Regions from separate parts of the Homo sapiens genome. Here all the other regions are linked to region 1. Evidence: chromatin contacts called from ENCODE Hi-C data. All regions are on one chromosome and are shown on one strand. The core of a region is the stretch at or near the end of the contact, and the rest is flanking DNA. Distances in the headings are between cores, read along the strand shown.

Evidence for each region. Hi-C counts contacts between places; a loop is a spot of excess contacts on that map. Pooled maps may share reads with other maps.
Region 2: a map of CD8-positive, alpha-beta T cell shows a loop between it and region 1 (15-fold over the local background). The contact joins the promoter of WDSUB1 here to the promoter of ARL5A in region 1. A Hi-C loop is called at or near these places in 2 of 168 maps with a recorded cell type or tissue (CD8-positive, alpha-beta T cell and naive thymus-derived CD4-positive, alpha-beta T cell) and 4 of 50 pooled maps.
Region 3: a loop to region 1 is called in a map of CD8-positive, alpha-beta T cell, with 22 times the contacts of the local background. The contact joins the promoter of MARCHF7 here to the promoter of ARL5A in region 1. A Hi-C loop is called at or near these places in 2 of 168 maps with a recorded cell type or tissue (CD8-positive, alpha-beta T cell and naive thymus-derived CD4-positive, alpha-beta T cell) and 6 of 50 pooled maps.

What each region holds. Positions count from the first base shown.
Region 1 is chr2:151,826,182-151,830,358 of GRCh38, forward strand. ARL5A (ARF like GTPase 5A) reads right to left here and starts at 2,240. Exons shown (of 6, transcript NM_012097.4): 1 at 1,950-2,240. The coding sequence starts at 1,995. RefSeq lists silencers at 1,856-1,905, 1,956-2,465 and an enhancer at 2,516-2,565.
Region 2 is chr2:159,285,275-159,288,931 of GRCh38, forward strand. It overlaps WDSUB1 (WD repeat, sterile alpha motif and U-box domain containing 1), which reads right to left and starts at 1,429. Exons shown (of 11, transcript NM_001128212.3): 1 at 1,309-1,429. RefSeq lists silencers at 1,263-1,702, 1,389-1,558.
Region 3 is chr2:159,710,401-159,714,306 of GRCh38, forward strand. It overlaps MARCHF7 (membrane associated ring-CH-type finger 7), which reads left to right and starts at 2,106. Exons shown (of 12, transcript NM_001282805.2): 1 at 2,106-2,206. It also overlaps a transcript of BAZ2B not described here. RefSeq lists silencers at 1,555-2,064, 2,585-2,704 and enhancers at 1,681-2,347, 2,115-2,394.

The DNA.
Region 1 (4,177 bases), core at 990-3,489:
TTCGGAAAAGTGACCCTATTGATAAGACAGCCACACTGTTTAGCAGAAAATAAATAATTTATTCACACTTTCACAATATTCATATCTAATTTTCTAGAACTTAACTTCATTAATTTCTCTATTAATTTCCGCCAAACTGCCATAAATGTCCCGTCAAAAATTACCACAAAATACAGGTTATAAAAACACTACTATTAGCAATTTGTAGTGATACCAGAGCACACACCCTTATTATTTACTACTCCAAGGAGCTGTTGGCAAAGTTCTCATTTATTCTTAACTTACAGAAACAAATAATTTTATCATTGACTCAAAATAGAAAGTGGTGATAACTCTTTTTCTGGCAGCACTAGAGCTCAATTCACAGTCTTGCTAAACCTCACAGCAGATGAAACACTAGCTTTGCTAAAAATAATACAAAATGATGGATGTTAAAACTAGAATAGATCTTATCTACTATAAGTACCATCAGTCTTACAGCAATGTACGTTTTAATATTTGCAATGTAGAAATAAAGTTTACAAGATTTGGAAGCTCCACAGATCCCTGGTGTTCTAGGTGAGAAAACCTAGACCAGAAAACCTGAGAGTTCAAGTGACTGCTTCCCACTCTCCTGCTCCCAACACTAACAGCCAGTCCAGTCAGAGACAGTGCTGATTAGAACTGATTTTCTCTACTTTATGAAAAATCCTCTTATCAGAAAAATTGATACTGCCCTTTCTTTCGGTATCACGTGACCTACACATCTGTGTGTGTGTGTGTGTGCGTAAAAGATACATTAGGGATCACAAGTTCTAGTTCTGCTTGCTTCCCCTAAGCTTCTTAAAAGAGCAGCTAGATCATGAAGGAGGAGGTGGTAGTAGTAGGTGTACATAATAGATGCCACCATTCACGTAAGTCTTTATTGGAAAACTGGGACGTGACACCATCAGCTTACACAACAGAAAAACACAAACTAAGTTCCTGACAGCGGAATGATGAACCACCCAACTTGAGTTAAAAAGAAACAAAAGTACACCACTGTATCTTAATAAGTATCCAGTCTTTGGGTTAAAATTGTATTCTCTTTCCCCAGTTTTAGTCATTTTGTAACAAATTTTAACAAGCCTGATAGGTATTTCATGGCCATGTCTGAAGTTGGCTGAACTTAAGCATCCCTATATAACACACTTTACACTTAGTAACTTGCTAGTTACCTATGGTTAACAAATGTTTCATATGGTATGTTTTTAAAACTTTCAGTGAAACACTTTAACATTTTTAACCCAGCAAAACAAACAAAAACTGTGTCTAATAACCCACACGAGTAGAAAAATGACCTTAAGCTTAACCTTAAACACAGATATAATAAGTAAAACAAATGGAGAGAAGTCCATCTCTATTCAGGAGGCAGAAGAACCCCCCCTGCCCCCAACACACACAAAGACGGGTGGCAGTGGAGGGCAGGCTCATAAACCAGAGGTGTAATGGACAAGTCGAGCGATTCCTCCCGTTTTCCGCATTCTGCAACCCTCGGTCGCTCAGTGGTGCGGTTAGGGCAGCAATCTATAACCTTCATTCCAGAAGACCCCAGCACTTCTATGTGGTGTCCAAACACAACTGGTGAGCAAAGAAAGGGCTGAAAGACAGGCCAGGCCGTGCTACTCAGGGACGTCGGACCTAGGGCAAGAAACCTTTACCACTCTCATTCGAAATCGGAGCAATGGGTCTATTACGGAAAAGACTTCTTAGGAAGGTCTCCTAAGACAAAGGGCTGCGAGTCAGGAACCATCCCCAAGCTCGGGAGCCGGGACCGAACCGTCCCGGGCCCGTATCCGCGCAGCCTGCACCCCGCGCTGAGCTGGCGCCCGACCGAGCCGCCCACATTCCGAAGTATTCGGAGACCCCCACCTAGCCGGCCCGAGCTGACCCTCTCCCCAACCCGTACGCCCGCGGACCGAGCTCCTCACCCTGGTGATTGAACAGTCTCCATATTCTAGTGAAGAGAATTCCCATTCTCGGGCAGCGGACCCCCCCCCTCCAGACACCCGGGCCGCCTGGCTTCCCCCGGCTCAGGCTGAGGGGGAGGAGAGAGACGCGCTGGAGCCTCCGCCTCTGCTGCTGCTCCCGCGCTGGTCGCGGGCCCGCTTCCAGGGAACCGGAGGGAGGCCGAAGCCCAGGCCGCCCTGCCGCGCGCAAGGCCCCGCCGCTGCCGCCGCGGCACTCGCCTGGCTCGCGGACATCGCCGCCGCGTTGTCTGCGACGAGCCTCGCGGGCCACCGTCCTCCCCCAGCTCCTCTCGGGCGGCTGCGGTGGCGACGACCACGCGGGCGGGGGAAGTGAAGGGGCGGGCCTGGAGGGACGTGAGTGCGCAGGCGCGCGGCCAGAGGGGCGGAGCGTAGGAAAGGGCGCCCGCCCTGTCCTCGCTTATTTGCATAACCAAGACTGCGGAAGGCGCAGGACTTTACCCTGGGACTGAGGCTGTGAAGACCGCAAGTTGGGGCAGATGGCTTCCGACTGCTTGCTGTTGCGTCCCCGAGTATTTATATTTCCCTCGAATCTTCTCCACTGCGCCATAATGTAAACATATAATTGAGTACCCCATGTCCATCCCCAACCCTTCACATACACTACACTTAAAGTTCCACGTCATGACTCTTTAAGACATTGTGTCCCCTGTGGGTCTTTGAGGGAAAAGTCTGCTGCCCTCTGACACTCAGCTGAAGTCAGTGGCCTTACCTAGATAGTCACCTTAAAGCCATTTTTGCACTTCAGGGCTCTTTTCTCTCCAATCTCTTAACTCTCACGTCAGTATTGCCCAAAACAACGATTTTGATCAAGTCACTACCCTGTTTAAAAACCTTTAGTGGCCACCAAAGCTCCATCCCTTTCTGTTCTCGTTAACCTTAGTAAAAAGGAAAATAAAGAAAAATTGGGAGACTTGTAGGAGCCATTTGAACTGCTTTGCACTCCCATCCCCAACAGCTGAATGAAATTAAGCAAAATCAGCAATAAACCGCACCTTCCCAACTCACTTCTCCTAACTACCCAGTATTTTACCTCAAAATATAGAAAAGTAATTTCGTTGACTTCTTTTGGGGCTTTATGGTTAAAAAGCCAAAGTTTAGAGGAGCCATACATGAAGGGAAGGAAAATCATAGTAATCCATATTAATTTATGTATTATCATGTCTGGATTTACTTAATATTCTGTACACTGTTTAGAAGAACAATGTAGTTTGTATAACCAATTTGCATTAACTCTGTAATATTTCCATTCTCGCACACCGTAGGTAATGCTTTGGTAGCTCTAAGACTTTTTCAGACTCCCACACAGATGTCAACTTATGAAATGGATGTCATATACACATTATGTGATGGCGGAGCTTCATATTTTACAATCTACCCAAGGAAATGGTCTCCCAGGTTATTTTCCGAGTGAAGAAAGAAGAGAGAGAGAGAGACAGAGACAGAGAGTTTAAAGACCAATTTATCTATGATTACAGAGAAATGCAAAATGTCATTGGAGAGACTTCTGACTTCAGGCATGAGAGAGTAGGATGGTTTGAATATATCCTCCTACCATTAGCAAATAGAAAACTGCACAAAGTACAGGCAACGACATTTCAGATATTGAAAAACACATCACAGTACTGTGATTCTTTGCAAAAGAGAAAGGAACAGGTGGAGTCTTACCATTTCCTGGACTTTATCCCTAAAAGCAATTCCCAGTCAACTACGGAGGAAGTGGGAACCCAAATGAGAATCTGGAAACCTCTTAGAACTGAAGACGCATATCAGCATTCCCAGAGATCAAGGTGACTAGAATTTGTGAAGCAGAGTAACTGGAAGGAGGGAGCTACACAGAGAAAAGCTCTGGAAACCTGTTAAGGGGCCATTGAGTCTTTGGCTGCATATCAATTTGTGCTCGTGCAGTATGAACCCCCAAGAGGCTGGTCAGTCACAATTCCTGAGGAAAAATAAGTACCAGGAAACTGTAATGCAAATGATTCCCAGAGATTACAACGGGTCAGGAATCATTTGAGTTCCCTTCAGCCAGAGTGAAGAGAACTGAATATATAGGACAGGGGTGTCCAATCTTTTAGCTTCCCTGGGCCACACTGGAAGAAGAATTGTCTTGGGCCACACATAACATAAGCTAACACTATTGATAGCTGATGAGCTAAAAAATAAGTAAA
Region 2 (3,657 bases), core at 179-2,678, 7.5 Mb after region 1:
ACACACAGAAACATAACTGACGGTGGAAAACTGGTGTCAAGTGAGGCAGAATCAGCTCTGAAAGGGGCAGGTATAACCTTGACTTGTAAAATTGATAATCCTTTGTCCTAGTCTTATTTACGGAAACACCTCTACCAAAGAAAAAAAAAGTCTGGGCGCGATGGTGCACACCTGTAGTCCCAGCATTTTGGGAGGCCGAGATGGGTGGAACACTTGAGCCCAAGAGTTTAAGACCAGTCTGGGCAACAAGGCAAGACCCCATCTCTCTAAAAATAAAAATAATTAGCTGGGTGTGGTGGCGAGCACCTGTAGTCCCAGCTACTCGAGAAGCTGAGGCGGGAGCATCACTTGAGCCCCGGAGGTGACGCCGGCGGTGAGCTGTGATTGCACCACTGCACTCTAGCCTGGGCAACAGAGCAGGACCCCATCAATCAATCAAACAAATATTAAGGCATAAGGAGCATGCCTTTCCCTATCTTCATCTTATCCTTTTAGGATAAGTTCAGCTTCTTTTCTTCGAACATAAACTCCAATAAAGCCTAAAAACCAAACACGAAAATTTCTGGTAGACTATCCCTGTACTGCTGTCTTGAAAACAATCAAGACCAGGTGGTGCTTTCTGGAGAGCTCGCAAATCCCAGCTGTGCAAGTGCGCACAGGTGATTTTCCAAACAAACTCCGGCTCCCAGCCCTCTGCCGCACTCAGCTCCCTTTGCAAGTTCCAGGGCATTCAGTGGGAAGTACCGAGGCCACCGTCAGCTGAACAGTTTGTTTTGAAAAAGCTCTCAGGCCTACCCAGGACCTGCCTTGGGGTAGGGGGGGCGGTGTGGGCGTTCCCTCGGGCCTCGGCTGTCACGCGAACAGTAAATTCCCGGGCACACCAGGTCAGTTGGCCAGCGTAAACACATGAATCCCATCTCATTCAAAGCAAACCCGAAAGGTGTCCAGCGCTCCCAAAATAAAGTCCGCCACTTACACCCCCCATGCACGAAAGACCAGGAATGTGCCCCCCTCTATGAGCGGCCGGGCCTCTGTGGACTGAGCGACCCCAGGCAAGAGGGAGGCCTGGGAGGCAGGGAGCTCACCCGCAAGGGGCTTCCTTCCACCCGACGCCGACACGCCCGCCCTAGCCCCGGGCCAAGGGTGCACGAACCACGCCTCGCCGCACTCAAGGTCCCGGTTGGGCCCTGCTGCGCGGTTAGAACCGGGAAATGGAGGGCTCAGACGCCCCGCGCGAGCAGGCCCAGCCGCGCTTCCCCACCTGCCGCCACCGCCGCTGAGCCGGCCCGTGGGCGCGGCCGCTCTCACCTGCAGGAGCGGGGGCGCGCGGGATCCGCCTTCAAGGTGCCCACGGGCGGTGCGGGTCACGTGCCGCGCAGGTGAGGCTGGCGGGGCGGGCGCCGGCGGAGACCCAGAGCAGAGGGAACAGGCCCCGCCCCCGAACGCCCGCGGGGACCCAGAGCGGAGGGAACAGGCCCCGCCCCCCGAACGCCCGCTGTGACCCAGAGCGGAGGGAGTAGGCCCCGCCCCGCGAAAGCCTGTGGAGACCCAGGGCGGAGGGAACAGGCCCCGCCCCCGGGACCGGCCCCTGAGGCGGCGCATGCGCGCTCTTCCGCCCGGACTGCGAGTTCCTCCCCAGCTTCTGGCTCCTAGGGTCAAGGCGATTTCAGGCTTGGAAAGGGACTTCCGTCGCAAATCTTTCTGTTTTTGCTAAAGCTGCGGTCGCAAGGCCTAGTGATCGCCTGAAACGTCGTTTTAAAGGGGCGTTGCATGGAATGTTCGGCCATCCCTGCTGAAAGTTTTTACCTCTTTCTCCAGTTCTCCACCCTGCACTGTGTACTCCGAGGCCGGTCTCCCAGATTGGCCTTCTCTATTTCGGCCACCCTGGGCGGTCCGTGACTTGGCGTCTTCTGCCCTCGCCTCCTCATTCGGGTTCCCCTAGGGGTCTCTCCCGGGCAGGCTGCCTGCCCCGGGCCCCAGCCCTGCCGTTGGGTGGGTATCCTGAGCTCACTGGAACCCCGGGCGCCTTTTCTTCAGCCTTTCCCAGTGCGTCCCACTGGCTCACGGTAGACTGGTTTCCACGTGTCATTGACTACAAAGTGGCCCTGCCAGTGCTTTTTGAGATAAAAATTATCCAGAAAAAAAAAAGTTCCTGAGCAAATTACCACTTGTTAACTAAATGCACAACATAGTGTGGGACTATGTTCAGATGAAAATCAAAGATACAGAGAGCTTTTATTTTTAATCCATGAGGAAACATTAAAAATATATCAGCCTGTGGAGACCGAAGTTACATTTGAAGAGTAATGACCTAAAATGCTCACATTTAAAGATGAAATTGAGACCGTGGGAAACTATTTGCAATGAAAAAGATTAAGGGGAAAGGGAAGATTAAAAATTAGGATTTTGTGAAGTTCTTGTTAATTTTTTAAAATTAGCGGAGTGCATCATGATTGAGACTTTGAACACCAAATTCCATTCCAAAGTATTGCCAAAACAGTATTTTTCTAAAAACAAGTTTTTGATTGTATAAATAATAGAGCTCTCTGTAGGAAACACAGAATATATAACAGGAAAATAAATAGTCAATAATTACACCCCTCAGAGATCACCCACTCAGAGATAACATTTTCTCTCAGTCTTTCAGAAAAACTAATTTTACAAAAAGTCCTGGAAACTGCCTTTTTAAACAAACTTGTGTCATGAGCTGTTCCCATGTCTAAAATTTCATTAGCTTTTTTTTCTACATAATGGTCTACATATAAACATACCATAAATTATTTAACATTTTCCCTGTTGCTGGATGGTTTCAACAATTTTGATCTTAGTGTAGATAATGCTGGATTAAATATCTTTGTACCTAAATCTTTTTCTTTTAGCCTCAATATATTACCACGTTATGTACATAAATCTTTTTCCATATTTATGAATATGTACTTAGGATAAAAATTGAAATGGAGGCCAGGTGCGGTGGCTCACGCCTGTAATCCCAGCACTTTGGGAGGCCAAGCTGGGTGGATCACCTGAGGTCAGGAGTTCAAGACCAGCCTGGCCAACGTGGTGAAACCCCATCTCTACTAAAAATAGAAAAAAATTAGCCAGGCATGGTGGCACGCACCTGTAATCCCAGCTACTCAGGAGGCTGAGACAGGAGAATCTCTTGAACCCAGGAGGCTGAGGTTGCAGTGGGCAGAGATCTCCCCATTCCACTTCCAGTCTGGGGGATAGAGTGAGACTTTGTCTCACAAAAGAAAAAAAAGGAAATGGAATCACTGGGCATAAAGGTGTAGACAGTTTTAATAAGTATTACCATACTGCTCTTCAGAGAGGTTGTACAGTTTACACTCTCAGCAATATGTAGTTGTGTTTGTCTCTCCACTTTCTTGTCAAACTTGAGGGATACCTTTTTTATCTACACTAATTTGTGTGTGGGTTTTTTTGTTTGTTTGTGAGATGGAGTCTTGCTCTGTCGCCCAGGCTGGAATGCAGTGGCAGGATCTTGGCTCATTGCAACCTCTACCTCCCAGGTTCAAGTGATTCTCGTGCCTCAGACTCCCAAGTAGCTGGGATTACAGGCGCCCGCCACCGCGCCCGGCTGACTTTATGTATTTTTAGTAGAAACAGGGTTTCACCATGTTGGCCAGGCTGGTCTCGAAC
Region 3 (3,906 bases), core at 856-3,355, 7.9 Mb after region 1:
GGTTTCACTGTGTTAGCCAGGATGGTCTCGATCTCCTGACCTCGTGATCCACCCACCTTGGCCTCCCAAAGTGCTGGGATTACAGGCATGAGCCACGGCGCCCGGCTGCAAAATGTCTGCAGCATAGCAAAATCTCAATAATTATTTATCACTCATGATAATTACCTGAATACTAAAATCAGAGAGAGTACATTAAAAAGAAACACAACGAACCATTCTTAAATAATAAAAACATATTCATCAGTGGTCTTTATTTACTAGCACCAATAAAAAACTAGAAGCTCTGTTTAGCATAGGAAATTGGTGTCATACTCACTTTATAATATCATCAGTGCTGGGTGGGGACAAAGCCATAATCTGCCAAAATCTGCACCATCCTTGCCAGGTTTGGGAGTTCTGTAGAGTAGTTACCACTGCCAGGTCTGACTGCCATAGCTCAGGAAAAGGGTGCAGTCATTTCTCTTAGCATAATCTTGAGAAGATGTCTAAGAGACCTATGTAATATTAAGTCACAGAAAGAAACAATATTATTGGTGGTTTAGACATGGAATGTAATAGCTAACAATTACGGAATGCTTACTTGTTTCAGGAACTGACGTGTTATCTCATCTAAACAATGCTACAGAGCATGGGTACTGTTATTAACCCCGTTTTACAGGAAACCTAGGTTTAGCAAGGTTAAGGAATTGCTTGAGATAACAAAGGTAGTAAGAGGCAGGGGTGGAATTTGAAGCCATATAGTCTGGTTCTTCAGGGTGTATACATCCGTGTATCTATAACCACAATGCTGCAGGGGCACTCGAACAGGCTGGAAAAGAATTATTTTTCTTTAAAGGGCAAATTAATTTCCTCAAAAGTAATCTCTGTTCACTTTATCCCATACCAGATGCTTATTTTCATTTCATATCCTAAAAGTTAGATTGGCACTTACATGCCAACTTAAAATACCTTTAAGTCTTTAAAATTTATAGTATTTTAGAATTTATCATAGTGAAACATGTACAGTCTGTTAGTCCCCAAGACAATAAAATAAGGATGATAGTGACTGATACTCCATTCCCTTCCGATGTAATGACAAACACGTAGAAACACTGTGTTTCATTTATTGGAATTATTTGGATCCAAAGGATTGCTTTTAATACCTTAACAAAATAGGTCATTAAAAAAAATCAAGTGCCTTTCAGTATTCTTCCAAGTTTCAATAACTGATCTTTTCCATTAAAAAACTTTTGATTCATTATTCCAAATCAACATATCATCTAAATATTTACACATAGTTAGATGTAGCTTTTCCCTAACCTACTCCCTTTTATTTATTAGTACTCATTTACATCTTAGTTTGCCACATTTACAGTTCTTTGAAAGTTTCATCTAATATTCACCAGACCATTCACCTCACAATTTTCCTCCCTCTTTCTAAATAGGTGAATTTGTTTACTGCAAAATCGATGGCTACGCTATTAAAGGTTACTATCACGATTTTAAAAGACATGATCACCATCATTTACCAAGATTCTTACCACAAGGAAATGATCACAAGGTTGGACAAACAGGCTCCAACTCTTAAGGGAAAGGGCTTGCAGTTAGATCACACAGGGCGGGCAGGGAAGCAAGCGGGGAGGGGTAGGTCGGAAAAGGCAGTGCTTGATTCAATTCAACATTCACTGCGCCACTTACCAAGAGCCAGAAAAAGAAAAAAAAAAAAAAAAAAAGCCAACCAGCTGGGCGTTATTTCGAGCACGGGGCCCTGCAGGTGGGCCTGTGGGCGGGGACCCGGCGCCCGGGAGGGAAGGGGCTGGCTCAGAGACTATAGACGGGCGGGGACCGCCCCGGCCCGGGCCTCCAGCGCCCGGCGCCCGCACACTCGCCAGCCCAGCTGCCGGCACGCCGGCCAGCCAGCCGCTGCCGCTTACCAGTGGCGCCTCGCTGACTCCCCGGGGGCAGCTCTTCAACGGTTCCCGCAGTCAGAGCACCACCCCGCGGTGGGGTACCTCCAGCCCGCCCGCAGCTCTCGGTCCCCGCCGCGCCGCCACTCTCGCGAGAAGCCAGGAAGTCCGCGAAGTGGGGGGAGGAGGAGCAGGGAGGGGCACTTAACGGTGGTGGCTGGTTCTGCGCCGGATCCGGGAGAGGGGCGGGCGCCATTGTGCTTCGCTGCCGACTGCATTTCCTCAGTCACGGGCCTAGAACTCCAAGGAGAAAGGCGGCGGTGCGTGTTGCTGCGAGTGGGACGCGCACTGGTCGGTGCCGGCTCAGGAGCCGGGGTAATGAGCTGCGGAGCTAGTTCTTCTCCGTCTTGGGCGCTAGTTCGGGACCAGGCCGCGAGTGGGGGAGGGGAGGAAACGAAGAGGCCTGGGGACGCGGAGGCCGCTTCCTCTCAGGATGAGGTGGAGAAGCTTGGTCCGGGGCCACCGGGGCCAAGGGGCCACAGCGCAGGCCTCCCTTGCCAGGGGCCTTTGGTCGGGTGGTGGAGTTTGTGGCGGGTGCAGGGGACAGATTGTGTGTCTTCCTCAGGGACGTGTGGCGGGTGACGGGAAGAAGCCTGAGCCCTCCTTTGGCGCGGGGCGGCCTCCTCTTGGGCCGTGGGGCGGGGGGTCTTCGGAGCCCTGCGGGCCGCGGGTGTCGCGCGTGAGCTCGCCGGTGAGCGCGGGGCAAAGGCGGGCAGGGCTCCGGCTCGGCCAGCCCGGCCTCGAGTCGAAGTGACTTCGGTAGCCCCTTAGATTCGGCCAAGATTGTCTTATTGGTAACGTCAGTTTTTGAATATCGTGACGCCCTGAGAGTTATTTTTGTGTTGTGGTGAATTGTGGGTTCTGCAACTCGAAGTAGGTGATTGTATTAAAAATGGACCTGTTGGCCTAAGAAGTAAAAATATAGAAGGCGCCGGGAGTAGGAAACTCCCTCATTTTGGTGAAACTGCGTATTGAAGATGTGTGTCCACCCCCTCACCCCAAAATGCTGCACTTAATACTTTTTCTCAAGTACCAAAGTAAATATATTGGGAAAGTCTATCTGGGTAATAAATTCGTCACGACTAATGTTGTTTGTTACTATTAGTTAAATGTGTGAAAACTGAAATTTGGCGAGGTTTTCTCCCCCATTTTGTAGGATTGATTAGCTATTTTTCTGATTACATGTTATTTTAAATCTCCACCTTTCTGTCCAGAACCAAGATGTAGGATTAAAGATGAATTTTCGATTTAAAAATCCAATAGTATACAGTTATTAAGAAGGCACACATGTAGTGTAACTAGATCTTTTACTTGAGGTAGCAAAAAGTTTGTTTGAGAAATGAGGTCAGTATAATATTTTTATTTAACAGCTCTACAGCATTTTGGGAGACAGGACTGGTGCATGAGGCAGTAGCACCAGACTCAGAAGACCTGGGTTTGAGTCTTGATTTTTGCCATAGTTATTTAAGTTCACGAGATTGTCTCAGAAACATGGCAGTTAATTTCTAGAGAGGATTAAATTTGCTGAGGTGGTGTGTGAAGCAGTCACTAGGGGACATAATACTAGTCTTGGTTTTTTTCCAAGTTTAGTGCTGGGTCAGGTGTCTTGAATTAAGAATTCCTACTTATTCAAGTACAAATGATTTCTTTTTTCTGCCACCTGGAAGAGGGCTATTTTCCCAGATAAAGCACGAGGATGCCCAGGTTATGTTCTACATGAAGGTGTCAGGTAACGAACTTGGACACAAAAGTCATCCATGACTCTCATGTAGCCAATTTTTAGTCCGCTCCATACCCACCTTACACAACTCTTTTATCTGCTCTATGTTCAAGAATCGTCTACATTTTGACATTTTATTGTAGGAAAATAATTTTATAATGCAAAATCTGTCAAATATCTTAAAACTTTTTTAGATAATTTGTAATTTGTTGTAGTCAAATTACAAATTATGGAGAGCTT